4 separate regions of the Homo sapiens genome follow, and regions 2, 3 and 4 are each linked to region 1. A link is an interaction called in ENCODE POLR2A ChIA-PET data of the cell type or tissue named here. Cell type or tissue: HepG2. All regions are shown on one strand. Each heading gives the region's core, and the rest is flanking DNA. Links, peaks and the distances in the headings are about the cores only. Region 1 overlaps TBC1D16 (TBC1 domain family member 16). Region 2 overlaps TBC1D16 (TBC1 domain family member 16). Region 3 holds the start of CBX4 (chromobox 4). Region 4 overlaps TBC1D16 (TBC1 domain family member 16).

The links. ChIA-PET counts read pairs that join two places held together with the same protein. Peaks named below come from ENCODE experiments on the same cell type or tissue, not always from the same donor. Only the 100,000 strongest peaks of a DNase experiment are listed, where the experiment ranks them.
Region 2: POLR2A ChIA-PET joins it to region 1 with 39 read pairs; 10 of 35 experiments call an interaction of 5 or more read pairs at or near these places.
Region 3: POLR2A ChIA-PET joins it to region 1 with 23 read pairs; 14 of 35 experiments call an interaction of 5 or more read pairs at or near these places.
Region 4: POLR2A ChIA-PET joins it to region 1 with 21 read pairs; 9 of 35 experiments call an interaction of 5 or more read pairs at or near these places.

The regions. Positions count from the first base shown.
Region 1 is chr17:79,928,140-79,935,469 of GRCh38, reverse strand. It overlaps TBC1D16 (TBC1 domain family member 16), which reads left to right. Exons shown (of 12, transcript NM_019020.4): 12 at 1-3,127. Among named protein-coding and RNA genes, the nearest start is that of LINC01979, 5.1 kb to the right of the region's middle. RefSeq lists an enhancer at 3,739-3,958. In HepG2, for the core only: no CTCF peak of the experiment used is centred there; DNase peaks (open chromatin) are centred at 2,829 and 3,489; H3K4me3 peaks cover 375 bases.
Region 2 is chr17:79,983,537-79,990,866 of GRCh38, reverse strand. The region is part of intron 3 of TBC1D16 (TBC1 domain family member 16); the gene reads left to right. Among named protein-coding and RNA genes, the nearest start is that of TBC1D16, 49 kb to the left of the region's middle. RefSeq lists an enhancer at 2,149-3,020. In HepG2, for the core only: no CTCF peak of the experiment used is centred there; DNase peaks (open chromatin) are centred at 456, 2,526, 3,256 and 3,906; H3K4me3 peaks cover 1,516 bases.
Region 3 is chr17:79,837,210-79,844,539 of GRCh38, reverse strand. CBX4 (chromobox 4) reads left to right here and starts at 5,100. Exons shown (of 5, transcript NM_003655.3): 1 at 5,100-5,357; 2 at 5,486-5,529; 3 at 6,638-6,703. The coding sequence starts at 5,289. RefSeq lists enhancers at 1,973-2,794, 2,795-3,618, 5,263-6,084, 6,085-6,908, 6,941-6,990 and silencers at 4,504-5,213, 7,181-7,260, 6,976-7,270, 7,311-7,330. In HepG2, for the core only: CTCF peaks have their summits at 4,612 (motif pointing left) and 7,085; DNase peaks (open chromatin) are centred at 4,989, 5,808 and 7,109; H3K4me3 peaks cover 2,591 bases.
Region 4 is chr17:79,991,561-79,998,890 of GRCh38, reverse strand. All of the region lies in intron 3 of TBC1D16 (TBC1 domain family member 16), which reads left to right. Among named protein-coding and RNA genes, the nearest start is that of TBC1D16, 41 kb to the left of the region's middle. RefSeq lists silencers at 5,068-5,260, 7,159-7,218 and enhancers at 4,944-5,815, 4,795-5,994. In HepG2, for the core only: no CTCF peak of the experiment used is centred there; DNase peaks (open chromatin) are centred at 5,110 and 6,410; H3K4me3 peaks cover 1,976 bases.

The DNA.
Region 1 (7,330 bases), core at 1,775-5,774:
AGGTGTAAAAGAGAGCTGGATGGGGGCTGTGGGGACTGAGGGTCCTGGGAGGCTGGCCAGGGGCTCAGCAAGCGCCCACTTTGGGAGGCCTTGCCCTCTGGGCTGTGGTTGGACAGCACTAGGCCTGCAGGCTGGGCTGCCAGGAGGAAGAGCAGCTCCGGACCTCAGGCCCCCCCAGCAGGCGGCGATGGAGGGTGATGGGAGAATTGACGAGTGCTCGCGGGGTCTCACTCGGGAAAGGGCCGGTTAACTCTGAGCAACTGGGAGCCTCGCTCCCACCCCAGTGCCTGGAAACACAAACAGTATTTTATTGAGCCTTGGCTGCCGGGGCTCTGGTTTCAGGAAAAGCCTCAGTCCTGCATTTGTGAATTTTTAAGGAGGCAAACAAGGTGAATTTGACCTTCCTAGGAGTGGGAGTTAGGGAAAATTCAGGCTGCCCTACCAAGCCCTTGGAACCGTGCAGCAGGGGTCAGGGGAGGGATGGGCAAAGGCGGTTTGGCCCATGGAGCAGGTCTCCTGGTCCTCCCGGAGCACGGGGGGCGGGGAGCTCCAGCTCTTCATCAAGCGCCCTTTGGGGTTTCCAACTGTTTTCTGTTGTTCTCTGTGTGTCTTTTCCCCTTTTGCCTGGGGGCGGGGGCTGGAGGGGAACATACCTCTTATCTACATCACTCGGGTCTCATGTCTGAAGGGCCTGTCTCACCTGCCACCTACCTGGCCTTGGCCTCGACATCTGAGCGCCTCATCACCTCCTCTCCACATGCCCAGGGGTGCCCCTCCCAAGGCTGGCTGGGCAGGTCCCACGGACTAGGCCCCAGGAGGAGCAGTGGGCTTCCCCCAGGAAAGAGCAGAGCCAGCACTGCCTGCCTAGGGAGGGCACCCACTACCAGGCATGGCTGGTGGCTCCGTTTAAAGAAATCTTTGTCCATGTGGGAGTGGGAGGTGCTTCCCCATCCTGCCTGGAAGCCACGTCCTGGCTCTTACCGTGGACTCTGCAACAGCCGTGGTGGCCACATGAAGATGGAGGAACCTGGTGGCTCAGGGGCCCCTGATGTCACCGCCTCCAAGGCAACGGGACTGGGCAGGGCAGCTCCTCAGGAAGGATGATCCCACCTGCACGGGTCAGCCCTGCAGGGGGACAAGGCCCACCACAACCCCACCTCAGGCCACCAACTGGACCTGTCCTGCCAAGAAGGTCCCTTCCAATTTGTCCGGCAGCTGGTTCCCTGGATACAGCCCAGACGCAGCATCATCCTCATGTTCACCTCTGCTGTGCCCTACTTCCCCCGTAAATGACAACTGTGTAGTCACCCACGCCGGGCAAGAGAACATAGGTGCCACCTGGCGGGCCACACTTTTCAGGGGCCGTGCCTCGGGCAGGCCCGGCTCTCTGTTGTCCCGCAGCCCTCAGGGCTGGCGGTGGCTGCTCAGTGCCTAGGGAGTGCCCTTGCCACACAGCTGGGCAGCGAGCATGACTCAGCGTTTACACTCAACCAGCCGCACAGGCTCCAGAGGGGAAGTTCTCTGGGGTCCTTCTATGAGAGAGCATCCTGTCTGCAGCCCTGTTCTGGCTCCTTCCACATCATTCATGCATTCATCCCACGAGGACTATGGTACCGTGGGCTCGCTCTAGGGAAGCAAGGCAGGAGCGCACTGGGGCTACTTGGATTCCCGGGGCAGACACATATGTACCCTGCACACCCTCAAATGAGCAAAGCCACCCCACTGGCCCCTGGGTGAGGCCATGTGGACCCCCACACCTTTGGGGCCGGCTGGGCAAACCTTGAACCCCCAATTTCTGCGTGGCCTTTGGCTGCCCTCCTTCTCCAAGGCGTGACTCTTACTCCAGAGACTCAGGCGAGCACGTGTCCCTTACCTTATTTTCTCTCAATCAAACTGAAACCCATTGTGATCCCCCATAGTCCAGTGCGGTCTCTGTTATTATTACGGGTGTCTCCCTTCCTCCCCGTGCCCAGGACAGGCCATGAGCCAGAGATACAAGGGGCCCCAGGCAAGATGCAGGGCTCTCTGCTCCTGGCTCTTTATCGTCGTCGGGACACCCTTTGTCCAAACTCAAGGAATCCCGGGAGGTCTGGCTTTGCCGCTTTGGCTGGGACTCAGGTACCTGGGCATACCTGCATCTGTGCCCCCTCTTCGTCCCAGTGAGACGGACCCTCAGTATCCCCCCCAACATAGAACAGGAAGGTCTCAAGCCAGCCCCCTCCTCCAGTTCAATCACCCTCCCTCACATCCACCCAGAGAAGTCCAGACCTGTGGCCACTTCCATGCCCTCTCCAGACCAGGAGACACCTGCTGCTGACCTCGTGGAAAACTTAGATTTTGACATTCTGATGCTTCGGAAGTGGTGGCTCCTCCTCCTTCACCCCTCCGCCACCTGTGGGCCTCCTCTCTGCATCTCAAGAGAACAACCAGATCTTTGGGCTCCTGGGGTGTGTGCCATGCAATTTAGACGAAGTGCTTTGAAAATATGCCATTCAGTCTCTGACTAGGAAAATAAGTCTGACCTGATAGGTCCGATGTCATCAGCTCTTCAACATGAGACAAAAGAGGGGATTTTATGTTTTGAGTCATTAGAATGATATAATAATTTTCTGAATTGACATCTGGATGTTGAAATTAGGATGGTGCAAAAGGGGTCCAGGGCCTCAGGCTGGGCGCAGCAGCCAGCTCCCAATGACGCAGAAGCTGCTTCAAAACCCCCTCAACAAAGAGGGGCACATGCAAGTCACCAAAGTGGGAAGCCTTCACCAAGGCCACACCCAAAGTCTACTGATTGTCTGTCCAAAGTTCGTTGATTCCTGGCCATGAACAAGCACAATAGAAAAAGACACAGGGTCCTAGTGGCTACAAGTCAATGTGAATTGGCACATGGTCTAGCAGTTTTAAAATCTGACAGTAGAGTATGGCAATGGGCAAGGGCCAAGAAGTCCTGAGATGGGAGGTCAGCGCTCTAACTGGGCTCAGTGGAGGTCTGTGACCAGTGTCTGGACACTAGCTACAGGGGACCGGGCAGAGGATTCTGGGCAGAAGGAAAATGTCTAAAAGTACTTTGGGAGGGTAAAGGACAGGGGCCTTATTTAAAATAAAGACTGAAGGATAATAAGTGTCACCCAGGTTTGTGGATTATTGGAGGGGGCACCATCTAGCCATTCTCCACTTTTCCAGTGTGGAGAACCTGGGCAAAGGCGCCAGTGGTCACATGAGGTGCTGCCACGGGGCGGGCTCTGGGAGACCCACTCTAGACCGCTGACCTCTTGGTGCCATCCATTCTGCCTCCTAGAACTCTGGGGTTCTGAGTGCGTGCTCTTGGTGGGGGCCTTCCTCTTTGTTGGGAGAGCCGCTGCTGAAGGGGCCTCTCCCTCTGGCCCAGGATGTAGAGGACACGTGAGGACTACACAAGTGCAGGGGTGGGTGCGGGGGTGGGTGCGGCTTTCCAGCCCTCGCCTTCACTGCACTGGAAGCCTGCTTTCTGGTGTGACCTTTGGGTTCCCTCTCTGCAAGCAAACAACCAGCTCAGACAAAACCAACCATGACCACATCTCAGGTGGGTGGCACCTGGGTCACCCTCCCACCACAGCCCCTGGAGCAGTTTCCAGGTACCTGGCCTCCACTGTCTATTCCACTCACCTCCTGCTGATGTGGACAACTTTAGAAATAAAGTACCAGGGACCCCAGACCACTAGGCAAGAGCCCAGGTGCCCCCTGGGAAATGCCACCACCCACCCCAAGAGCAGGGTGGGGTCTAGCTCCTGAAACAGTCTCCTCTGGGCAAGTGCTGCCTTTCTTCAAAGTCCAGGCGCCCTCTTGGTTGTTGGATAAATCCCCAGGTTCTGCCCCATGATTCATGTAGACGGGAGTTTCCCCCGGTTCTCTGTCTTTCTGCCTGGCTGGGCCACAGATGAGTGCCCCAACCCGGCAGACAAACAGAATTGGACTTTTAGGGTCAGAGGCAGCCAGCCTGAGATGGAGTAGGGTGGGGGCTGGGGAGGGTGTTGGGACCCCGGGAAGGGGATGAGGACATTCCAGGGGAGGTGAACTGTTTGTTTCCCTGGAGGGTTAGACAAAGAACCGAGCTCTTGCAGATTTTGCCGGAAATGCAACTAGAGCTATTGATAGGGTTGAGGATGGGGTCTTTCAGGGTGGGTGAGTCCCTGGAGCTGACTAAAGATTAGTGTTAGTGCAGGTCAGATGAGGAGCTGCCCCCACAGGTGTCGCTCCAGGTGCCCACAGCAGGGACAAACCCCCGCCGACCCCCTGCCCCACGGGAGCTGGTTGCAGCTTCCCCTCCGCCTCCCCCACCCCACCTCTCTCTGTCCCTTCCCCCGTGCAGTGGCCTCAGGGTGGCCACCCACCTGCTCCCAGGGGACGTGAGAGTGTTAGCAAAAGCACCATGCCCTTCCCCTCCACCCTCTGGAGCCTTCAGGGCAGCCCCAAAGCGGTCCCAGTGTCTCTGAAGGGGCTGGGGACCCGGAGTCTGAAATTCAGCTGATGGGTCACCAAACTGGCCTGGCCTCTGAGCCTCTGCACCGATCCTCTCACCCCATCAGGTACCTGAAGCTGATCCAGGACACCAAGGTCTGTTTGTGTGGGGGGGCTGCCAGCTCCCCAGAATCTGGCCCACGATGGTTTTGATTAGAGGAAACACCCCACCAGAAAGCATCCCAGAGATACCTAGAGACCCCCTGTGGCTTCCCCAAAGTGTCCCCTCCCCTCCCCACGACCTGAGAGGCTGCCATGCCCACGGCACGGGCCCCCTGGGGTGCTGTCCTTTCTAGAAAGCAGGTTCCAAAGGTGGGGTTCGGGCCTACTTGGCACAGGGAGGCTTAGACAGAAAGCGGGACTCCCCTCTGCCACGGCCCCCCAGACCCCGGCCGGCTCCTCGCGAGGCTGGACCCGCCTCCCCACCCCCTCCTTCGTGCGGTCCTGATGAAGGCGCCGCGTTTTCCGAGACGCAGAACTGCTGTGGGGTGTCTGCAGAGCCCGGGCTTCTCACCGGGAACTGCTCTCCTGGGACGGAGGGCGGCGGAGGCCTCCCGGAGCCCCCGGCCCACCTGAGGCCTTGGGGGCGGGGTCCGTGCGCCGCGAACCCCACCGAGCCGGGCAGGAGGAGGCGCATTTGGGCACAAAGGGACCTCGCGTCCTCAAAATAATCCTCGCCGCTAATTCCCATTCCAGCAGGAAGAGGCCGGCGCCGCTCACATCCACCCCATTTTCCGCGGAAGGGGCTTTGTTGCTTTTCTTTTGATTTCACCCCAGCGGGCGCGCGATCCCGCCCGGCACACGCCTGGCCTCCGAGCCGCTGCGTGCGGTTCTGCCCAAGTCGGGGAAGGAGGGGCGCGCAGAACGGGAGAGGGCTGGAGACGGGCACAGAAGGAGAGGAGAGGAGAAGAGAGGAGGGGAGAGGAGGGGAGAGGAGGGGAGGGGAGGAGAGGAGAGGGGAGGGGAGGAGAGGAGAGGGGAGGGGAGGGGAGGGGAGGGGAGAGGAGAGGGGAGGGGAGGGGAGGGGCGGGGTGCGAGAAGGGGCAGCAGCCCCCGGGCCCAGTCATCCAGCCACGTCAGGTGTGCGTCGGGTAAAGGTAGTAACCTGGTGGCGGTGACGAGGAGGCTGGAGAACGTGCAAGAGGAGGCCGAGCCTCAGAGTCCCAAAAGTCGGAGGAAACTCCCCACCTCCTGGAGCCTCCCACTTGCTGTAATTCCCTGCAGTGACCCACCCCACCCCAACCAGGGCAGCGAAGGACCCACCGGGCCCTGGCCCCAGGCCCCTCTGAGCCTTCCACCCACCCTGCCCAAGCCCTCACCCAGCCCAGCCCTAGAGCCCGCCTGTAGCCGGGACACCGCACCACTCCCTCCACCCTCACCCTCAGCCGCCAGCCCCTGTCTGTCCCTGTCCAGCCCACCCTCTCTCTATAAAACCTGAGCAAAGGCAGGAGACCCTCCCGCCTCAGAAGAGCAGCAGCACCCCGGGCTCCCTGCAGCTCTCTACGGGGCGGGGGTGCAGGAAGCCACAGCGGTGACCACCAGGGCCAGGGCCCAGCAGGCTGGGAGCTGCTGGCGGAGTGGGACAGAGTCCTCACCAACCGAACCGAAGTGCAGTCTGTCTGCCTGATGGATCCCTTGTCATGGGGACCCACAGGCTTGCAGGGCCTGTTTTTCTTGAAAAGAAGGTTTATTTGGGTCACTCTTAGGAGTTCATGCTGCTCTTTGGCCTTCGGCAGCTTGGCTCGGCCAAGCTGGAGCAGGAGGAGAGAGACCAGAAGACAGGCAGCCTGCGGGCAGGCTCAGATCCTGGGCTCCGTGCTCCCACAGTCTGACTCCAGCCCCTCGCCCAGACCCTGGCCCCAGCTCCCAGTGGAGGGACTGCCCGTCAGGGTGGGTTACTCGGCTCTTCCTTCTTGTGTGGGGTAAAGGGACCTCCCTGTCCAGTGCCACGCCCCTCCCAGGTGGCTGCAGGAGAAACCCCCCAGGGGCAGATCATCAGATGGCCCGCCTGTGTGAATAGGCCTCCTTGGGGAAACTCCGGAAGAATTGTTAAATATTTCAAGGTGGGAAGGGGACGTCAAGGTCATCAAGGCCCACTCCAGGTGGGGCATGACCCTCCCTGCTTTGGGCTGCCTTTTCTTTCTCCAGGGCGTGAGGAGCAGGCCATGTGGTCTAGACTCACTGTGTAGCCTTGGACGTCATGTCTGCCCCCTCTGGGCCTCAAGACGTGCCACCTCCATCCATGGTGGGGGAGGCTGGTGGGGGTCCCCAGCCAGACCGTTGGGTTTGGCCCTTGCCTTGGGAGGTGAGGGTGGGAGGCTAGGGGAGTGCTGAGCTCTGGGCTGTGTCCTGCTTAGCTCCCTCCTTTCCTGGAGAACGGTAGGAGCACACATTGAGCACCTGTTGCATACTAAATAGGAAGAGGATTTTTTTTTAAGAGGGAGCAGGCTGGGGAAGGGGATACTTGTTCTTGTCCCTGTGGATGGGTAGGAGCGGAAGCTGTCACAGACAGATTAGGGCCACAAGGGCCAACTTCCCAGCACCTGCCCCTTCCTCCCCTCCCACTCCCACTTCCCCATTTCACCCCCACTTCACTTCTCCCACATCTTACTCCATCCCCTACCTCATTCCCCATCCCACGCCCCCTACTTGGCTGCCCCCACACAGGACCACCTCCCAGGGCCTCCCACCCCACTTTTATGTTCTTGAAACCACAGACATGGAACCTTCATGCACCTGTAAGCTTAGAACTTGGCTGACTTTCCAAAGTGCTGAGCCACAAGAGGCCTCACACCTTTCCTGGAAGAGGAGCCAGCCCCAGGCCAGGCCTGGC
Region 2 (7,330 bases), core at 285-4,284, 57 kb before region 1:
AAATGAGCCAGACATAAGGGGCCAAATCTGTGTGATTCCACTTGTGTGCGACCCCTGGAGTTGTCAGGCTCAGAGAGGGAAAGATTGGGGTGCCAGGGGCTGAGGGAGGGGACGTTGGGGAGCTGGTGTTTCATGGAGACAAAGCTTCAGTTTGGGAAGAAGGAGAGTTCTGGAGATGGGTGGTGTCATGGTTGCACAAAAATAGGAATGGTATAATGCCACTGGGCTCGACGTTGAAAACGGTTAAGGTGGTGAATTTTATGTTATGGACATTTTACCACAATAAACAGAGAGAAGGAAAAATCAGTTAAGACCTTTTAAGGTGACTGGGACTGTGAGACTGGTGCACGTTTTCCCATCCTTTTGAGAACTGCCTTCTTGGATTAGGTCTGTAAGCCTGTGTAGGTTGTCCCCACCCCAGCAATTGGTCGTGAACTTCAAGCATTGGGAAATCACGTGGGAGGTGGCTGCCCAGGCTCACCTCTGCCCGGGCTGCAACAGGAGGCTCTCATGGGGCAGGTGCTGCGCTGTGGCCAGAGTGCTGGCCGGGGGCGTGGGCTCCCACCACCTGGAGCCGGCCCCTCGCTGGCTGGGCGCCCGAGACCCGTCACCGCACACGCCTTGTGAGGGCTACGGCTGCTGTCCACGCGGCTAGTTCAGGCTGAGTTGAAGCCTCCGTCCGAGCAGCTGAAAGTCAAATCTAGTCGTTAGACTCTGAAAGCTGGTTCATGTCAGAGACCTGACATGGAGTGTGGGAAAACCTTGACGGAAGCTTCCAGAGCCTGGCAAGATTAGATCAGGAAGTAACACTTTACCTAGTGAGCTTAGAAAAATAGACTCTCCCTGTTGTCTTCTGGGAACTGGGAAATCTGAGCGCAGGTTTCTGGGCATGGATGCTGCACACAGGCCTGCCCCTGGGGGTGGGCAGCAACACCCCAGCCACCCCAGGAGGGTGGGGACCCCTCGGCTGACTTTTGGGAATCCAGAGGGGGTCATTACAGAAGGGCTGGCGCTAGAGTGGCCATGAGGGTACAGTGGGTCCCTCTCCGCACCCCTTGACCCCAGTCATCTTTTCAATACCGTTCTCTGGTGGGACTTGCGAGGGCCGATGCTGAGGCTGCTCTGCTTGTGCAGAGAGGACATTCGTGTATTTGAGGATGTTCGTGTATTTGAACAAAGGTTGTAGTGTCTTGGCCTCTCGGCCTTTGGCATTGCCAGGTATCTGGGCAGAACCAGCTAGAGCTGCTGGAGAATACATGAGCAGTATCTAGAACAATTCCGAACTCCACAAGGCCAGTTTGCCATGCCAGACTGTTGGGAAGAGGCAACGACAACTCGTATTTATGACTCTGTCCATGGCAGGCAAAGCGAACCGTGGCTTTTCATCCTGGAAATACCCCAGCACAGTGTTTTTGTGGGAGCCTGTTACTCAAAGCAGGCACAGAGTGGAAAAGGGCCCGATCAAGGCCACAGTGTGGGAGCTGTCAGAGCAGGGCAGGCCCGAGGCCCAGGGCTCTGCTGAACCAACCACCAGTGAGAGGGGCTTTGATGCGTCCAGTGATAAAACCCGTCGGGCAGGTCCTGGGAGGGATTCTGGCTTTGGGGACTTTGCTGTGCTTAAGTCATGGGCAAAAGTTCCTGCGCTGGCCAATTTTGTTTTCATCGAATGTGGGGATCCCTGTTCAGGGGGCACACGGTGCTGCATTTGAGGGTCTTGAGTGGTCCTCCACATTTGGGGTGTCCTTTGGGCCATGTGGAGCCCTGAGAAGGATTGACAGGTGTTTGGGAGTTTGTGTTTGTATCTTGGACGATGGAGGAGTTTCCCTAATCATGGTGTTTTTTCAAGTTAAGAAACTTCCTTTGGAGAAGCCGTTTTCTCTTTTACTGATGAAAGGCTTCTTCTCGGCAGGAGGACTGAAGGTGCTGGGTCCTGAGGGAGGGCCTGGGGCCGGCGGGCAGGTGCGGGTTGGGGAGGGTGGCACCGTCCAGCCCAGCAGAGCCCAGAAGACGGGACCAGGCTGAGGACTTCCACGGGGCTGGCCGGGCTACACAGCACCATGCTTAGCGGGATTGGACTTTGATTTTCTGTGGCTCTAACTGATAAAACAAGCAGGGGCCTTCTAAGTTTTGCTTTGAGGTTGACTGCCAATTAAAGAGCCAACATCTGGTGCATAGGACCCTCCAGAAAAAGTCTTTTTGCCCTTAATGTTAATTTTTTCCCCTTTGTTGGAGTTGATTTGTTAAGTTGCTGGTGTGTGTTGACAACTGTTTGGTACAGAACGCAGGCACGTGCGTTCACCAGGACCCTGGCTTGCCGAGCGGGAGGTGGTCGACTGTGGACTCTGGGCGCGTTTGACTTTCAGCCATGGTCTTATGATTGGGCAGCTTCCGTCCGGTTGCTGCCCCCTCTGCCCCTTGGGCATACGCCCAGTGGAGCTTGGACCTGACTCATAGCTCTCTACAGTCGACAAAAGGAAAATGTTTCAGTTTGGGTAAATCAGCCACAGCTGGAGCCAGGGAGAGGCCCATGGGCTGGTGACTTTTCAGGGTGGTGGTGTTTGTTCAGCGTGTTGTTTTGCTCTGTGACTTTGGAGAGTGCATCAAAGGCTCGGCGGACGCCCACTTGCCGAGGAGCCACGGCCCTGGCTGGTGGCCAGGCAAGCACCTCCCAGGTAGGCGTCAGGGGAAGCATCCAAACTAGTAAATAAAACGGCTTCTGGCAGGACGTGCTATCATCCCCCTCTCCCTTCTAAACACACACACGCTTTCACAGAGAAGAACTTAGAAGTATTTCGTTTGAATCAGAAGGAAATATTGAATATCGTCTCATTCTCCCCCACCTAATTTTTTTTTTAAACCACATTCAGAATTGCTGGGCAACCTCATTTCCCCACATTTAGGATTCTTCCCTCGAAATCTCATGCAGGCGTAAAATCCGAGAGCCTCGGAGGGTTTTTCTGAGCCTCTGCATCTCCCAGCACCCCGCCCCCACCCAGCACTCATGTGTTTGTCTGCTTTAAAAGCTTCAGGATGGGAAATTCCTCACCAGCCCGTAAGCCGCTGTTTGTAGGAGCCCCTAAACTCTGTGGAACCCAAATCTCCCAGTACTGACTTAATTCCCTTTTCCCTGAGAACCAGCTCCCTGCAGCACCCAGGGTTCTGCCCGCAGAGGGAGGCTGTGGCTGGGAGTGGAAAATGCCCAGCCAGGGGCTACCTTCATGGGGACATTCCCTACCCCCATCCCCACCTTCATTCGGAAAGAGTCATGACTCCTGGTCACCAGGCAAACTTCTGTACCTGCTTATTCTGGTTTAAAAATAGGTCAGGCATGATGACTCATGCCTGTAATCCTAGCACTTTGGGAGGCCGAGGCAGGAGGAGCGCTTGAGCCCAGGAGTTCAAGATCAGCCTGGACAACATAGCGAGACCCCATCTCTATAAAAAATAAAAAATTTAGCTGGGCGTGATGGCGTGCACCTGTGGTCCCAGCTACTCGGGAGGCTGAAGTGGGAGGATCGCTTGAGCCCAAGAGGTGGAAGCGGAGGTTGCAGTGAGCTGTGATGTCACCACAGCACTCCAGCCTGGGTGACAGAGCAAGACCCAGTCTGAAAAAAAAGTAAAAAAAAAATTCCTTAAAGAAATGCTTATTCCCCGCTCCCACCCAGACCGAGACGCTCTGGAACAATTTTCTCCAGTGCTTGAGTTTGGGATGAGGGCCTGGAAAGACCATCCAGTCTCCTGCCCCTGGTGGGCAGCCAGTTCTGCCTTGGGCAGCGACACTGGGCACAGCCCGTGACCCATCCTGGCCCTGATCTCTTCTGGCTCTCAAGGGAGGTTCTGTGGCCCCACCTCAAAATTCAGGGTCCCTCTGTGGAAACAAAACATATCCCAGATGGATTTGCTACAAGGCCATCCCGGGAAGGGAGCCAAGTAAACACAGCAGCAGAGACCGGAGGGCGCGAGGGGACGGCTGACCGCAGTCCAGCTCCTCCCATGCATCACGCCCTCCCACCGGCCCGGCCTCAGGCTTCTCGTTCACCCCCATCTTCCCGTGGACCTGATCGGAGGTGTCATCTCCCGCTGCGGGCTGAGGCTCTGAGGAGGGCCGGGTGTGTAGAGCCTTCCTTGGAAGGGAAAACCCAACCAGGATGTTGGTTTCCGAGAGGAAGCCCGTTCACCCACCATGGTGGCTCTGCCCTTTAATAAGAGGCAAAGAACTCGGGTGCTGCGGGTACTGGTCACTCTGTCAGGGCAGACATACCCCTTGCCGTTCATCCTTCAAAGGCCAGGCTTCGGCAGGGGGCGGCACGTGTGGTCTCTCTTTGGCCTTTTCTGGTGGAAGGTCCTGGGGTAGGGAGTCCTCACGTGGTTGCTCTGCAGGGAGGGGCCCTCCAAAAATAATCCCGGGGCCTCTTACCCACCACTGCAACGCTGACGATACTGCACTGAGGAATCCACTCTTGAGCTTTGCTTTGAAACGCTGCACATTTGCGTCTGCCCAGACTTCTGTCTAAGAGGTGCTCAGAGATCACCTTGCGTTTATGAAGCGAACGTGGCCTTGGGATATAGACCTGGGGCCCCAAGTCCAAGACCAGTGAATAAAGTGAGAGATGGCTTTGCCCCAAGTGGGTGAGGTGGACCCAGCACCCATGCTTGCCGCCTCCTGCCCTCCCTCCCGCACTTTGGGACCACGAGGAAATTGGCACTGCAGTGATTCATGCAGCTGCTAATCAAAAGCTTTTATTTCCTGATTATCTCTCCGTTTGAGGGATGGCAGATGCCAGTGCAGTCAAAATATAAACAGATTCTAGTCAGGACCTTTCAAAGCAGACACCAGCCGTTCTGAAGAGCGGAGGGCCGCGCCCCTTATGCCGCCTGGCAGAAGAGTTTCGTTGGGAAAAATGGTTTTTCATAACCTTTCTGCTTTCTTATTTAAATTAAGCTTTGCCGGGAGAGTTTGGTAGTAGCAGAGGGCCCCTGATTTGGTCCCCTTTGACCTCCACAGCCTTGATTGGCAGTTTGTTGTGGGCATTGAAGTTGTGGCTGCGAGGTGGGAGCCAGCAGAACAAATACTCTAGGACAGCTGGGCATCCCCGAGGACCCAGCCGAGGGGGGAGTGTGCGCAATTAGAGAGGTCTTCACACAGAAAGTTAATTAGCTACTAAATGGCATTTAGCACAGTTTATGAGAATTGCATGTTTGAAAAGCAAATGGAGATCAATGCGGAATGGCTGCCACCGGATGGGGACCCTTGGACCCAGCACCAGTCTCAGGGCCTGGGATGCCCCCCACCCCGAGCGTGAGTGCCAGGCCAGTGCCCGCTGAGACTGGACTGGGAGATGCTCCTCGAGGACCTGCCTGGCCTTGGGGGGCAGTCCTGCTTCGCACCCACAGCCGAGCTTCCCTGTCCAAAAAAAGTGAGTAAACACGTCTTCAGTTTCGGGGAACTGTGTCTGCCGTGGCCTGGATAGTGACTCCCTTCCCCGCAAATTCATGGCCACTCAGAACCTCAGAATGTGACTTTATTTGGAAATAGGGTCTTTGCTGATGGGATCAAGGGAAGGATCCAGTTGAGGTCTTCCTGGATTAGGGTGGCCCTAAATCCAACGGATGTCTTTAAAAGACACGGACGGACACACAGACACAGGAGGGGCAGGGAGATGGAGGCAGAGATGGGAGTGATGCTGCTGCAGGCTTGGGGGCTTCCAGGATCCAGGACGAGCACCTCCAGCTGGAAGAGGCAGGAAAGACTCTTGCCTGGAGCCTTCAGAGGGGGCGCGGCCCGACTAGCACCTTGACTTTGACCTCCAGAACTGCCAGACAATACATTTCTGTTGTTTTCAAGCTTCTGGTCTGTGGTCCTTCATTACAGCAGCCCTGGGAAATGCTGTGTCACCACCAAAACGCAGCCCCCAAAACATAGCCCCAGCTCCATCGCAGGGCTGTGTCCGAAGCTGGAGGATGGTGGGGTGGGTGGGGGGGAGCCAGAGGGAGGCCTTAGGACCTGCTTTTTGTTTCTGTTATGATCTGAGGTCTGACTTCAGTGTGGTCTTTTCACCTGCTTGTCTTAGTTCCCTGTTGATCCTATGGAGGGATTGCTTGGGGCTATTTTTGTTTTGGGGAGGGTGGTTTTTGCTCTTTTTAACTGTTTTTTTTTTTTTTGCCTTTACTGTTTTCCATGTTTTGGAGGGCTTTTGTTTGTCTCCTTTCCTTCCTTCCTTCCTTCCTTCCTTCCTTCCTTCCTTCACTCCCTCCCTCCCTCTTTTCTTTCTCTTTCTTTCTTTTTCTTTCTTTCTCTCTCTCTCTTTCTTTCTTTTTAATTATAAAAGTAGCACCTGCTCCTAAGGAAATTCTGGGAGATAGGGAAAAGACAAAAGAAGGGTGTGAAGCCCCACCATACCCAGCTCACCACCGTTAACTTTTTGGTGTATTTCCTTCAGCCTTGTGTTTACTTTTATTTTTTATTTTTGCTTCCGATGCCTAAGTTATTTTACAGAGTTGTAGACAGGCAGGCTGTATATAAAATTCACTTTCTTGGTTTAAAATTTTTTTTGATTTTAGGCCAGGCACAGTGGTTCACACCTGTAATCCCAGTGCTTTGGGAGACTGAGGTGGGAGCATCACTTCAGGCCTGGGCAACATTGTGAGATCCCATCTTTACAAAAAAGTATTGAAAAATTGGCTGGGCGTGCTGGCAGATGCCTGTGGTCCCAGCTACTTGGGAGGCTGAGGCAAGAGGATGGGCTTGAGTCTGGGAGTTCAAGGTCAGCCTGGGCAACAAATGAGACCCCCGCCCCCCCACCCCGCCATCTCTGTAAAAAATACAAAATAAATAGTCAGGTGCTGTGGTGCCTGCCTGTAGTCCCAGCTACTCAGGGAGGCTGAGGAGGGAGGATCCCTTAAGCCTGGGAGATCAAGGCTGCAGTAAGCCGAGATCATACCCCTGCACTCCAGCATGGGTGACAGAGCATGACCCTGTCTCTAAATAAATTTAAATTTTTTTTAAATTTTGTCATATTTGATACATGCCAAAGAATATTTGTAGCATGTAAACCATGAAACACAATCATAAATGAACCCCGTGACCCAGCGCCCCCTGTGTCTGAACTAGAGCTTCCTAGGAGGCCAGTGCTCCACTCCTTCCTCCCCAGTCTGGTCGTTCCGTGCCCCGGTCTCCAGAAGGAACCACCTTCCGGAATGCCGTGGGCGGCACTTCCTTGCTCTCCTAAAGCAGGCTTTGCACACATGTGCACTTCTCAACATTCTGCCTTGCTTTGAGCCCTAGGAAAGCGTCCCCGTCTTTGTAGCCGTCGGTGGCTCAGCTCCCCGT
Region 3 (7,330 bases), core at 3,331-7,330, 92 kb after region 1:
GGCCCCATGCAGACAATATGGAATTTTGGGGGTGCCCGAGGTGTTACCACCCGCCCTGCAGTGCAGGCCAAGCTGCGGTCCGGCTGGGCCCTGCCGGCCGCCATCCCACGGCCACAGGATCCCTGAGCCCCTCTCCGTTCGCCCCTCAGTCCTGCAGAGGCATCGGGACCCCCCAGGTGTCCGGCGGGGTTCACCGCGCTCCCGCCTTTGGGGATCGATCGGCTGGCGGGCGACGCGCGGCCGCGGCTCCGGAGCCTCCGCCCCCCTCCCCCTCTCGGGCTACGCAGGACGCGGCCTCCAAGCAGCGTCCTCGCGGTTCCGGGCCGCGGCCAGGCCAGGCTGCAGGCCAGCCGGGGAGGCGGAGACGCGCCGGGCCCTTCCGATCGGGCCGCCCCTCGGCTCCGGGGTTGGGGAGAGGGAACTAGAGCGAGCCCAGCTTCTCCGCCAGCGGCGCTCGGCGCCCCCTTTTCTCGCCCCCCTCCCAAGCCAAATACCCCCACCTCGCGCGCGCGCTTAACCCTCGGCGCGCCGCGAGGCTGGGAGCTGGGAGGGGAGTAGCCGAGGGGGAGGGGCGCAGGGGAGCGAGTTGGAGGGGGGCAGTTGCGCTTCGGCTGACGACCACTTCGGGGTCCGCCTAGCGATTTTTATTTCATTCCCTGCCTTGCTGCAGCAGCTCTTGGTTGGAAAAAGGAAGAAAGAAATCTGCCCTGCGAGTGGGCCCCGCTGGGTTTGGGGGCGCGACGGGGACACCCGAGAGGAAAACGCAGGGGCTGGCGTGAAGGGGTGAACCTCAGGGGCACGGGAGAGCCGCGGGGCGACCTTGAGCAAACGAAACCCAAATAAAAACACAGTGCGCCGAGGCCGTTGTGAGCGCGGCGGCGGCGGCGGCGGGCGGTGGAAGCCGTTCCAAAGATCATATTTGAAATATGGATCCCGGGGGCGCAGATCTCCAGGCCGGCGGGGCCTCGCGACTGAGTGGGGGCCGGGGGCCGGGTGGGCTTCTCCGGGCGGGCCTGAGGTGGCTGCCCTGACGTTGGGAGGGACGGACGTCGTAGAAAACAGCGCGTCCCGCTTCGGCGCCTGCGACCCCAGCGTGCCGCAATGCGGAGGCGCGGCCCTGCGGGCGGCGGTGTGGCCCCGAGGGGTGCTTGGGCCCTGCCAAAGGACCCTGGCGTCGCGGTGCTCGGGGCCCGCGTCCCCGTCCGCGCACCCTGTCGGGCCAGTCCGCAGGAACCCCCGGCTGCAGTGCCGCGCGGCCCGCTAGGGTGGGACTCGGGGGCGTCGGAGGCTTCGCCGACCAAATGAAAGCCGAGCTTTCACGGGCGGTGGGACAAAGAGCAGAAACATTGAAGTGGGGACCCGGGGGTTGGGGGGGCACCCTTAGAAACAAAGCCACTCCTCCAGAAGGGTGGAGGGGCGGAGTGCAGGGCTCCCTCACAGCCTCCCCCTGCACGCACAACCCCACCAGTTCCGCTGCCCCTAAGCTGCCGCTACAAGTACGATATGATCAACGCCAGCGCGAAGTTTTTCTAAGGACAAGGGAGAGAAATGAGCGCTTGTTAAAGCCCGGGTAGATTCTGTAGTGGTTACTGGTAAATCCCCTCTCGGTGATCTGCAATCCACCTCCGAGGGCCGGGAAAACGATACCAACTTGAGAGCTTTCTGAGTCGGGGGAGCGACCCGGGAAGCCACAGGCGGCCCGCTCAAGGCAGAGCCCAAATCTGGGTTCCGTGGGCTGGCGGTGGCAATCTCCTGGCCCAGAGCACCCGCTCAGCGAGAAGATTCCCTTAAGAAGTCGTTTATTTCCCCGGGATGGTGCGGGTCATGCCTCTTCCCAGACCGAACACTTAGTAGCCACCCTCCAGCCCACGGCTGTTAAAAGGTTCCCGACCTCTCCAGGGTCCACTCCTTCAGCCTGGCCCCCACCAGGAGCGAGCCTGTGGCTGAGCTAGATAGCAGCTCTCCTCTCCTGGGGCCCCTGAGGGCCCTGGGGGCCCAAACCGAGGTGGCGTCTGGAAGGCTTCAGTCTGGCAGCAGAACCAGGGGCTCGACCAGCCCCTGTCTGGGAGGGGGCAGTATCAAATAAGCAGGCCAGCGGCCCTTCTCGGGGACCTGTGCGGAGCTGGTTATCCGAAGTCGGGGGCAGGAGCCCCAGCAGAAGGCTCTGGGAATCCCAGGTGTAGGGCTAGTTTCTCCTGCGGCTCCCTGGGAGGGGCCAAGACAGCCGGGTGGGATGGTATGGGGCACCCCCCCGGGAGGTTTCCCAGGAAGGGCCCTCTGGGGCATCAGGGGAGCTTCCAGGGCGTCCGCTGTACCTTCCCAGGATTCTGTCCCACCTCCTGGCGCCCATTCGCTCTCCCGCGGACCTGAGCTCCTCCCCACACCGGCTGGCAGGGGTGGTCTAGGGACCAGCCACCGAGGTTAGGTAGGGGCCTCTCTCCCCATCTGCCCACCATCCACAAAGACAAAATAAATAACCACGGAAGGGAAGTCAATTGCTGGTGCTTGTGCATTTCACTTTCAAAGTCGTTGGCAAAAAGGCCAGGAGCGGGGGTGGCCGGGGGCTCCTTGGGCTTCTGAAGTGCTTGGGCGGCCCCTCAGGTAGTCTTGGGGAGCCTCAAGACGCTTCCTGCCGCCGCACAGGCAGCAACAGAAAAGATCCGCTGCACCGACCCCCGCCCCTTCCTCCCCAGCTCCGCGGCTGGCCCAGCCCGGGTCCTGCGCAAACTCGTCGTCGGGGCACCGGGTCCTGCTGTGTGGCCCCGAAGTCCTGAGCGTGGGCCCCTGAGGGGCCTGGGCGTAGTGAGCGAAGCGGAGTCCGACGCCCCTGGCAGCAGGGAGGCTGCAGCAGCCGCTCGGCCTCCCCCGGCAGCCCAGACCTGGACGCCGCGGAAACACCCATTGCAAACAGATTTTCCAGGGGATTTTCAAGAGGGGGAGGGTAGAGTGTCGGGAAGCTCAGCCCCTTCCCGGACAAGGGGACTGGCCGGGACAAAGTTGCTGCAGACCTCCCGATGGTCCGACGGCGCAGACGGCCTGTGCGGCGTGGACGGATGACTGCCACCTACAGCGCTTCCCGCGCCAGCCTCGCGACCCCTCTCCCTCCGCGGTGGAGCTGCCCCGCGCGACAGTTCTTCGCCCTGGGCAAAAATGCCAGGAAAAAGCCAAACACGGCAGGAGAAAAATATTTTCCTGTACACCCACCCAGCTTCTGGTGGCCCCTGAGAGCCGGCCCCCACCCCCCGCAACTAGTCAGGGAAACCAGGCAGGCGTCGTCCCACCTTGCTTGCCCCCCCGCCGCACCCCAACACTCAGGGAATCCTAGGTTTGCGCCTCAAGCTCGTTAGAGATCAGTCGCAAACCCAACACCTCTGCTGTCACCAGAAGACAACCGTCACCCCTACACCCCTGGGGAGGGGCCACGTGGGTCTCGGTGGGTAGCAGCCGCCGGGCAGCAGCAGCCTCCGTGGCGCAAGAGCTGCAAGGTGGTAATGAAATGGAGTCCACGTGTGCGTTCAACACCAGACCGTCTTCGAGCTTCTCCGGGATTCCTGGGCGAACACGAGCCCCGCGCAGGCTCCTCCCTCCCCTGCTCGCCCGAGCCCCCGTGCGGTCCCCAACAGACAGCCGGGTCGCGTGTCAGGGCGGTGGTGGAGACCCGGATGGCTCTTTGCCCGCCCCCATCCCTCGCTCCACTCTCGCTCTGCTTTTGCTCTTTTTCTTTCTCCGTGGACGCTCAGCCAAGGGATTGCGCAAGCCTCCTGCTCGCGGTCCTTCAAGAGCCCGGAGCCGGGGCCCAGACACACCCCAGGCCAGGCGCGCCCCTGCCCCTGCCCCTCGGGCCGCGCTGTCCGCTCCCGGGTCCCCCCACCCCGACCCCACGGAGCTCGCGGGCCCTCGGCGGCGCCCTCGGCAGGCCGCATAGGGCGCAGCAGCTCCACCAGCCGGACGCAGGAGCCGCGCGCCAGAACGCGCCGTCTCGCCGCCGGAGGTGCCAAACTTCACACTCGCTGCTGCTCAGGCCGCGTCAGTCCGGAGGGCCTTGGCTTGGTCGCCTGTCGGGAACAAGGGTCCGCGGACACAAGGCGAATGCGTGGCTCCTCGGCCATTCCGTTCATCTCCCCTTTGCGCTGCCCGTTCGTCCCCCGCTCAGCCTCAAGCTCTTCCCGGCCCTCCCAGCTCCCTGTTTCTAGGCCACTCCCGGGACCCCACGAAGTCCCCTCAGGCCCCCAGGCGGACCCTGGCCTCCCGCGCCCGCTCTCTCTGCCTCCTACGCCTCTCGCCTAGCTTGGCTCTGGAGGCTGCTAGAAACAGGACATCTCGCCCCGTCAATAAGAGGACCAAGTGTAAATTCGGAGCCATTGAGGATCGGGGTGGGATCGGATTTGGAGCCCTTTCTGCCGAGGTTCTTGGGCGCCAGGGCCCCGGGATTGGCTGCTCCTCGGTCCCCTTCCTCGTGCGTTCTTCAATCTCTCCTTGGCACCCAGTCCTCGGCCTTCTCTCCGCCCTGTCCCTTTCCCTCCTCGCGCTCCAAAATGCCCGGAGCCTGGAGGCGAGGCGGGGCCCGCAGTGGGGCGCGAGCTGCCCCTGCCCCATTCCGCCCCCTGCCGGCGGGGCCCGCGCGTCCCGGGGCGCTGGTGACGCAATTCGGTGCAACTGGGAGCGGCGGCGGATGCTTCCGTGGCCCCCAGCAGGGGTCCCGGGGCCGTGAACACTGAGAACGTGCCGCGAGGGGGAGGCCCGGGCACCGGGATGTGGGCGAGGGGTCGCCGCCGAGACCCTTCCGGGCTGTCAAGCTCTCCGCCCGCCTCCGCCCCGGCGGACACACCTCTCCTTCCCGGTCCCGCTCCCTCTCTGCAGCCTCCCTCTCCCAGGCTCGCCGATCCCTCCCCCTGCACCTCCCCGGCGCCCTCCCCTCCGCGTCCCCCACCCGCGCCCTTTCCTCCTCCCCCCGCCGCCCAGGCCCGGGGCCTCCGGTAGGCCCGGCTGCGCCAATCCGCGCCGCGGCCCGCCCCCTGACGCCGAGCTGGGCCCGGCGAGGCCCCGCCCGCTGACGTCCGGGATTTGCATGAGTTCTTGTGCAGCCGCGGCCCGGGCTCAGTTGTCTGAGCGAGCGCGAGCCGGGAGCCGGGGCGGGCGCGGGCAGCGGCGGGCCGGCCGGGCTGTGCGGGGCGAGCGGCGGCGGCGGCGGGGGCGCTTCGGCCGGGGCGGCAGCTGGGCGCCGGCGGGAGCTAGCAGCGTCTGCAGCCGCGCCGGCCGCCAGCGCCCCGGCGCGCTCCGGCTCGGCCATGGAGCTGCCAGCTGTTGGCGAGCACGTCTTCGCGGTGGAGAGCATCGAGAAGAAGCGGATCCGCAAGGTAGGGCGGCGCGGGGGCGGCGAGCGGCGGCCGGAGCGGCCCGCGAGGAGGCGGGGAGGGGGTGGGGAGGCTGCGGGCCGGGCCGGGGATCCCGCGGAAGCTGATGGAGTGCTGTCTCTTCCCCCCAGGGCAGAGTGGAGTATCTGGTGAAATGGAGAGGCTGGTCGCCCAAGTAAGTCGCGGCGGAGGGCGGGGGCCCGGGGGCCGAGGCGCGGGGCTCGGGGCCGCGGACCCGCCGAGCTGCTGGGGGGGTGGGGGGAGCGGACGGGAGGCGGGGTGGAGGTGGGGTGGAGGGAGGAGGGGGTGGGGAAGTCGGTGGCAGGCACTGGGGAAGCCGAGCCGCCGAGCCCGAGCCCGGCGCCCTGTGTTGTGCTCCGCTCTCCGGGAAATGCCATCACTAATTTATGCACTAAAAGGAGCCGGAGGAGCTGGAGAGACGCGGGGCCGAGCCGGGGAGGCCGGCGGAGGGAGGGAGGGCGCAGGCACTGACTGATGTGCAGCAGAAAATGGCTCCTTTCCCCTTTCCCTCCACCGAACGGCTCCATATTGCAAAACCAAAAAAAAAAAATTAAAAAGCGACGAAAATGCAATTGTGTGCCTTCTCCCTCCTAGTGGTGCAGGGAGGGGAAGAAGAAAGGCAGAAAATGTTGGGAACTGTCACTGCGGCGCTTTTGGTGGAGAATTTTTTTTCTTTAATTTGAAATGCGAAGGCACCGGATGGAGATAGACGCGCAGGCACACGCACACTCACACACACACACGGAGGCATATTTTTGTGTTGCTGAGTATTTGGGGTTTGCTCGCCCGTGACAGCGGGCTCCTGGGCCACGAGGGGGTGTGGGGGGGACGCTTGGCTGTTGGCTATCGGATTAGGGGTCAAATGGAGAACGGCTGAAGCCCTCGCGGGGACTCGGGGCTGGGGAGAGGAGGGGGACTGCGACTTTGCATTTCGGCTGCTTTGCACGCAGGGTTCCTGGTGAGCAAAGTGGCTTTGGAACATGTCGCAGTAACATGCTTAAAATTCTTGACAACTGCAAAATAAACTGCTAGTTTCATTTTCCTTACCCCTCCCCTTTCTTCCTGCCCTTGCGTGTTTATTTGAGGGGGGGGCTGTGTATCAGGGACTACGTCAGGCCTGCGGAAATCTACCTTCCACATCCACGGCTAAATGTTCATAAAGACAGAGTAGGGCCTTATGTCACTCCCCACCTGGAGGCCGCGGCAAAGGTGGCTTTTTTTTTTTTTTTTACACCGTGTCCCCCTCCCTTTTCCCTTGCAAGATATAACACGTGGGAACCGGAGGAGAACATCCTGGACCCCAGGCTGCTGATCGCCTTCCAGAACAGGTGAGCGTCCCCCACGCAGCCACCGCCTGCCACCCGTGACCGTATATGGGAATGGCAAAGTGGGCGACGCAGCAATAGGAAAGGGGCGTGGAGGGGGCTGGTGGGAGCCCCCTCCCCAACCGGCCTGGATGGGCACGCTGCGGCCCCAGCTCCTCTAACCAGCGTCCTTGGCGGTTGCTGCAGCTTGGGGTGGGGGCGGGGCAAGGCCAGGGAAGGCCAGGCTTGGGTTTTGGGGGAAGTTTGGGAAGGGTGTGTGTGGGTGGCCATGCAGCTGCCCGGAGAACTTGGGGCTGTGCCTGGTTCCCCAGGGGCCCCTCCTGTTGCAACCTGGGAGCCCCACCCCCGGAGCCTAGGTGTTGCTGTCCTGCAGCCACTGGCCGCTTGGCACCAGCACCTCGCGGTGCAGCTCTGAGGGAGCTGGCATTGTGAAACCGCCCGGACGTCATGGAACTGAACTTAACCTGTTGGCGGCTGGAGGAAAGTTGACATGGCCTTAAAAGCTGCACCCGCACACCCCAGGGAATTTAAGCTTGGTCAGGAGTAGATTCCATAGGGTGCTGGGTTGCCCCCCGCCCCGGACCCCACTGGGCTGTTTGGCAGGGCAGGGCCACCCACCCTCAAGGCAGG
Region 4 (7,330 bases), core at 2,741-6,740, 62 kb before region 1:
TCAACATTTAAAAATGTTCAAAACCATCCTTCACATGAAACCTGCACGCAGGTGTTTGTAACCACTTCATTCATACGGGCGCGGTGGAAGCAGTCAGGATACCCTGTGGTGGTGGGTGGATGTGCGAACGGTGGCGCTTCCCTGCAAGGGAATATTGTTTATGGATAAAAGGAAATGAGCTGTCAAGCCTTGAGCAGATGTGGAGGATGCTGAAATGTACATTGCTACGTGGAAGAAGCCAATCTGGGCCGGGTGCGGTGGCTCACACCTGTAATCCCAGCGCTTTGGGAGGCCGAGGTGGGTGATCACTTGAGCTCAGGAGACCAGCCTGGGCAACATGGTGAAACCTTGTCTCTACAAAAAAAAAAAAAAAAAATTATAATAATAATACAAAAATTAGCCGGGCATGGTGGCTCACACATGTAGTCCCAGCTACTTGGGGGGCTGAGGCAGGAGGATTGCTTGAGCCCAGAATGCGGAGGTTGCAGTGAGCTTAGATTGCACCACTGCCCTCCAACCTGGGTCACAGAGTGAGACCCTATCTCAAAAAAAACAAAAAACACCAGTCTGAAAAGGCTGCAAGCTGCATGATTCCAGCTCTAGGACATTCTGGAAAAGGCAAAATTGTGAAGACAGTAAACAGATCAACACCTGCTGGGGGCTCAAGAGGAGAAAAAGATAAATGGGCAGATACTGGATTCCAAAGGCAGCGACACTATTCTTTTTCCTTTTCTTTTCTTGTCTTTTTTTTTTTTTTTTTTTTTTGAGACAGAGTTTTGCTCTTTGTGCCCAAGCTGAAGTGCAATGGCACAATCTTAGCTCACTGCAACCTCCACCTCCTGGGTTCAAGCGATTTTCCTGCCTCAGCCTCTTGAGTAGCTGGGATTCCAGGCTCCCGCCACCACACCCAGCTAATTTTTGTATTTTCAGTAGAGACGGGGTTTCACCACGTTGGCCAGGCTGATCTTGAACTCCTGACCTCAGGTGATGCACCCTCCTTGGCCTCCCACAGTGCTGGGATTACAGGCGTGAGCCACCGCGCCCGGCTGCAGTGACACTATTCTGTGTGAGGCTGCAATGATGGACGCCTGCCACTGTGTCTCTGAAACCCCATAGACTGTACAACACCAAGAGTGAACCTAGTAGAAGCCCTGAACGTCAGTTATTACTGATAATGTATCAATATTGGCTCATCAGTTACAGCAAATGTACCACGCAAATGCAAGACATTAATGGTATGGGAAAGTGTGTACATTGAGGGGAAACTCGCTGTACTCTGCTCAGTTTTTCTGTGAACCTAAAATCGCTCTAAAAAAGAAAGTCTATTCATTTAAAAAAGTCTTCGTTCATGGGCTGTACAGAGGCAGAGGGCAGCCTCAATTTGGCCCTCGGGCCATGGTTTGTGGATCCCCCGGTTTAGGCTAACAGTGCCCAATAGAAATGTAACGTGAGCCACCTCTGTGATTTAAAATTTTCCATTAGCCACGTTTAAAAGTTTTTATTTCGAAGTAACTACAGGAAGTTGCAAAAAAAAAAAAAGTACCGGGAGGCCCTATACACCCTTCACCCACTTCCCCCCATGGTGACATCCTGCATAGAAGCATAGTACACTCTCCAAACCAGGAAATTGAGGTTGGTACAGTCCACAGGTCTCACGGGTATTACAGGCACCCATCTGTGCTTGTGTGTTTAGAATCCTGTGCCACTGGGATACATGTAGCTTCCGGCAACTACTACCACTAGCTAGACGCAGAACCACTCCCCCACCGCAGGGTTCCTCCACGCTGCCCTGGCACAGGGCAACCACTCCTCTGTAAGAATTTTACGTAACTGGAACCCTGCATGATGTCAGCTTTGAGATGGACTTTTTTTGGTTCAGCATCATCCTGTGAAGCTCTATCCAAGCTGTCCTGTGTGTCAAGAACTTGTTCCTTTCTACTGCTGAGTAGCAGCACCCCACGGTCCACGCGCTCACGGACTGATGGACATGAACCATGGCTTCCCATTCAGGGGCGACTGTGAATAAAGCTACTAGGAACATTCATGTGTGGGGTTTTGTTGGAACCTAAGTTTTCGTTTCTCTAGGATAAATTCCCACAAATGCACTTGCCGAGTCATATGTGGATTGATTGTGTGATTAGTTTTTTAAAATACGTTTTTTATCTAGTAAAAATAGAGACAGGGTTTTTGCCATGTTGCTCAGGCTGGTCTCGAACTCCTGGGCTCAAGCAATCCTCCCGCCTCGGCCTCCCAAAGTGCTGGGATTGCAAGCGTGAGCCACCGTTCCCGGCCTATGTGCTTAGTTTTTAAAGCAATTGCTAAACTGTTGCATAGAGTGGCTGGGCCGTTTTACACTCCCACCAGAAATTTACGAGTGCCTTGTTTCTCCACATCCTCATCAGTATTTGAGGTTGTCACTATTATTTTTTTTAAGCATCCTGATGGGTGTGTAGTGACATCTCATTGTGGTTTTAATCAGCATTTCCCTAATGGCTCGTGATGTCGAATATCGTTTTGTGTGTTTATTTGCCATCCAGGTATCTGATTCTTTGGCGGAAGATCTCTTTGTCTCTTAAGCATCTTCTTATATCTTAATAATATATATCGAAAGGCTTATGGGGACAACCTTTGGTTGGAGGATTTTGGAAAAAGTCATAATATGATTTATTGTGGCAACCAGAAGCGATAATATTGTTCTAGTGACAGGTAACAACCTGCTTTTTTATTCCTGTTAATACATGATTTCTTTTGTGACTGTAATAAAACAATGTATACAAACGATTCACTGCAATGAAGACAGATACCCAAAGAGACAAAGAGACATCGTCTAATCCATTTTTTGTTTGTTGACTACTGAGTTTTGAGAGTTGATTATACACTCTAGAAACTAGTCCTTTGCTAGATATGAGGATTGCAAATATTTCTCCCAGTCTGTAGTTCTTTTTTTCATCCTCTTAACAGGATCTTGCACAAAGCAAAAGACTTTAATGTTGATGAAGTCCAGGTTATGAGTTGTGCCTTTTATGAATCATACTTTTCATGTCAAGCTCAAGAACTCCTGACCTAGTCCTAGATCCTGAAAGTTTTTTTCTTTTTTTTTGTTTTTGAGACAGAGTTTCGCTCTGTCGCCCAGGTTGGAGTGCAGGGGCGCGATCTCGGCTCACTGCAAACTCCGCCTCCCAGATTCACGCCATTCTCCTGCCTCAGCCTCCCGAGTAGCTGGGACTACAGGCGCCCACCACCACGCCCGGCTAATTTTTTGTATTTTTAGTAGAGACGGGGTTTCACTGTGTTAGCCAGGATGATCTTGATCTCCTGACCTCGTGATCTGCCCACCTCAGCCTCCCAAAGTGCTGGGATTACAGGCGTGAGCCACCGCGCCCGGCCGATCCTGAAGGTTTTCTCCTGTTATTTTCCTAAAAGTTTTACGGGGTCGAGGTTTATTTATTTATTTATTGCCTATGGATGTGCAATGACTCCCGCGTCGTTTGTTGAAGAGGCTGCTCTTCCTTCATTGAGACGCTTTGCTCTTTTGTCCAATATCAGTTGGGCATATTTGTGTGGGTCTTATAGGTACAATTTTTTTTTTTTGAAACGGAGTCTCAGTTTGTCACCCAAACTGGAGTGCCGTGGTGCGATCTCAGCTCACTGCAACCTCCGCCTCCTGGGTTCAAGCAATTCTCCTACCTCAGCCTCCGGAGTAGCTGGAATTACAGGAGTGCCTCACCACACTCAGCTAATTTTTGTATTTTTAGTAGAGATGGGGTTTCACCATGTTGGCCAGGCTGGTCTTGAACTCCTGACCTCAGGTGATCCGCCTGCCTTGGCCTCCCAATGTGCTGGGATTACAGGCTATGAGCCACGGTGCCCGGCCATAGCTACATTTTTACAAGTCAAAAAACAAAAAGAAAACAAACAAAAAGGTGAAAATTTTTGTAAATTACCCAGCTTGTTCAAAATAGTATCATTCCAATGTGGGATCAGTATACACGGCCGCCGATGGGAAGTGTTTTACATTCTCTCTGTTTACCAAGTCCTGGGAATTTCGCGTGTACTTTACACCTAGACCACGTCTCAAGTGTGATGCCACATGTGGCTTGGGGTCACTGCCTTGGCCAGCACGAGTCTACACAGATTGGCGACCTGCTTTTTTGAAAAAACATTCTCGGCCGGGCGCAATGGCTCACGCCTGTAATCCCAGCACTTTGGGATGCCGAGGCTGGTGGATCACCTGAGGTCAGGAGTTCAAGACAAGCCTGGCCAACATGGTGAAACCCTGTCTCTATTAAAAATACAAAAATTAGCCGGGCGTGGTGGCAGACACCTGTAATCCCAGCTACTTGGGAGGCTGAGACAGGAGAATTGCTTGAACCCAGGAGGCAGAGGTTGCAGTGAGCTGTGATCACGCCATTGCACTCCAGCCTGGGGGACAAGAGTGAGACTTCGTCTCAATAAAAAAATAAACAAAACAAAACAAAACAAAATATTCTCTGGCCAGCCCTTCTTCATGGACTCCCTCTTCCTTTGTCCTTGATGGTTGGGCAGCCTCTAGGAGGAGGGGGTTTCATTGCCTCTTGTCGGGGGTTCACAGCCCTGGCACCCCCCCGGCCCTGAGCTGGGATTCTAGAAGTCACCAGCCAGGTATGTCCCCCAAGGGAGCTGGATTCTAAAGAGATGGGGGCGGAGCCAGTGCATCTGGTGGGCCGTCTTAAACCATGCTGTTATTGACTGTCTTCCGAAGGACTGACAGCTCTTTAAAAAGCTGACCTTTCTAGTAAAACTGTCAGGACAGGGAGGAAATAAGTGCCTCAAACCTCCTGAACCAAAAAGAAGGAAGTTCAGGCTCCTGGAGAGGCAGTGCTCCCCAGGGATGGGCGCTCCCTGCATCAGGAGGGCTGTCCAAGGTCAGGGAAATGAAACTTGTCAGCCTTTTCCACCGCAGCTCAGAAACCATTGACAGCTGCTCCGGGAGGCCTTGACGCAACCCCGGCCGGTGGTTGCATGGGGGCTGGGGGCTCCTGGTGCTCTCGAGGGGCTGAGCTGCTCTGAATACACAGAGCTGCCCTTGGGAGGCTCCCGAGCCCCAGCTCTTGCATCAACAGCCCTGGCAGGGGCCTCACAGGCCACGTGAGCTTCTGAGAGCTCTGAGCATGAGGTCACGGGCTCCCAGAGGCAGTGATGTGGCAGCGCCTGTCTCCCGGTGAGTTGGGGAGCTCACACCGTACCTCTGGGGAACCACGCCTGGCTGTTGCAATGTAACCCAGCACCTGATGAAATCTTCCCTGAAAGTTGCAGGTAGTGGGGGCAAAGGACCTTTTGTCTTGCGGTCGAAAGACTCCCGTAGCTGGTTCTGTTTGGCTTCATATCCTTCCCAGCAGAGTAAACAGAAAGGGCATTTTCACGTGGCTCTTCCTTCCAGTCTGAACAATGTTCCCTAAACACCTGCAAGGCAGAGGACACAGGGCTCCTGGTGCCCGTCCACCTAAGTGCCTCCTGGCCTCAGGGAATCTGCTTTGGGGACCTGAAAGTAAGGTTCCCTGACCATCAAGAACAGACAGACACTCAGCCACACTTCTGGAAACCTCCGCCCTTTGAAAGGGACTGGCTGGTGGAAGCAGGCGGCCTGGGGCATATCCCTGACCTTATTACCCCCAGGTGGTGACAGAGATGATCTTTAAGTGTGGGAGCCTGGAGCCAAGTCCTTGGCCACATCCCAGCTCTGCCTGGCTGTGTGCTGGTGGGTTATTACCCTCATTGCCTCAGTTTCCCCTCTGCACAATGGGGCTGGCGCTAGTGCTCCCCACCCCATAGACTGTCATGAGAAGTAGCATCTGGACAGGCCCTGAGAGCAGTGCCCATCTCTGTGCCATCCGCTGGGACTGGTGTTGGCCTGGTACTGTACCGTCTCACCCTTGTGTCCCCAGGAGGGGAGTGGGGTCGAGACCAGCCCCAGGGGTTACATGGACAATGGGGTTACATGGACAAATGCCTCTTGTTACATTTTGTTCACTGGTTCCCAAAATGAGGTGCAGGCTCTGCAGAGAAAGCAGGCTTTCCCCGAGGGGCTCTGGAGCAGAAAGAGCTGTCTCAAGGTAGGTGCTGGGGCTGGGGTGATGTGAGAGCAGAGTTGGAAGTGGGAATGTTCTGGAAGGAGGGAGAGGGCTAGTGGCAGATATGTGGTCACCGGAGGAGGAGCCCTGCGATATATATCAGGCAGGGACAGGGAGAGGAGAGGCGACCTGGGACCCCGAAAACCGGGTGGGTGGTCGCTGTGGCCTCTCCTGGGAGCCTCGGACTGGCGGTTAGGGCAGACTCCAGTAGATTGTAAAGGCATCAGGATCTGTCTTGCTTCTGTAAATATTTAAACACTGGGAGGATTATTTTTGGTAGCTACGGTCTCTCTCCGAGCCTGGCGGGCTGCCGGGACGGGTGTCAAGTGACATCGGGTGCAAGGATACCCCACCCCCTGGCCCCACCGGCCCCAGGCTCCGTGTGTTCACCTTTCCAACGGCCACAGTTTGATGTGGGTCACGGTTTCCCCTTCTAGGAGACGCAGAGAGATGGTCTCGGGCGCGACCAGCAGGGATTCCTCGTCCACACAGTTTCCTGACAGCGGTTGAAAGGGACGGGTCTACGCAGGCCAAGAACAGCAGCGGAGTGTGGGGTCAGGGGCCCAGCGGGGGGCACCCCGGGGAGGGGCCGCCTCCGCCAGACCCACCCCGGGTGAAAGGACGCATTGTGTGCCCGCAGCATGAGGGGAGCCTGCAGAGAGGCGTCTTTGTAGGGTCCACGAGGGGGAAAGCGCTTCCCGGCAGGCGGAGCACACAAGCCAGCCGGTGGCCACGGCCGGGACAGGCTTGTACGCAGGACATTGAGGTCCGGCGAGGATGGGGGGGCCACCAGGCCCCCGGCCCTTTGCAGAGTGTTGCTCGTTTTCTCCCACCCCAGAATTGGGCTTGGCCAACACGGCCCCCCCAACCATCCCCCCACCCCCGCCAGCTGCCCGGAGCCTCTGTGAAGATGGCGGCACCGCCCCTTGCAAACTCCATCTGCGTGGAGGTGGCACTCCTGCTCCGGGAGGGATCCCGGTGCCCAGCAGATGGCAGGCTTCCCCTAGATCAGCCCAGGGCTGGCCGCTGCCTGCGGTGCACGCCCCCGCCCTCCCCCTCCCCGCCCCGCCCCGCCCCACCCCCACCTGCCTGTGGCTGGAGGGCAGCACTGCCTGCGCGCCTCCCCACCTGACCTCCCTCTTGCCTCCCTGCCTCCTTCCAAGCAGATTTTGGTGAATCCTAAATCACGTGGATATTAACTCGCAAGTGCCTGCAAGCAG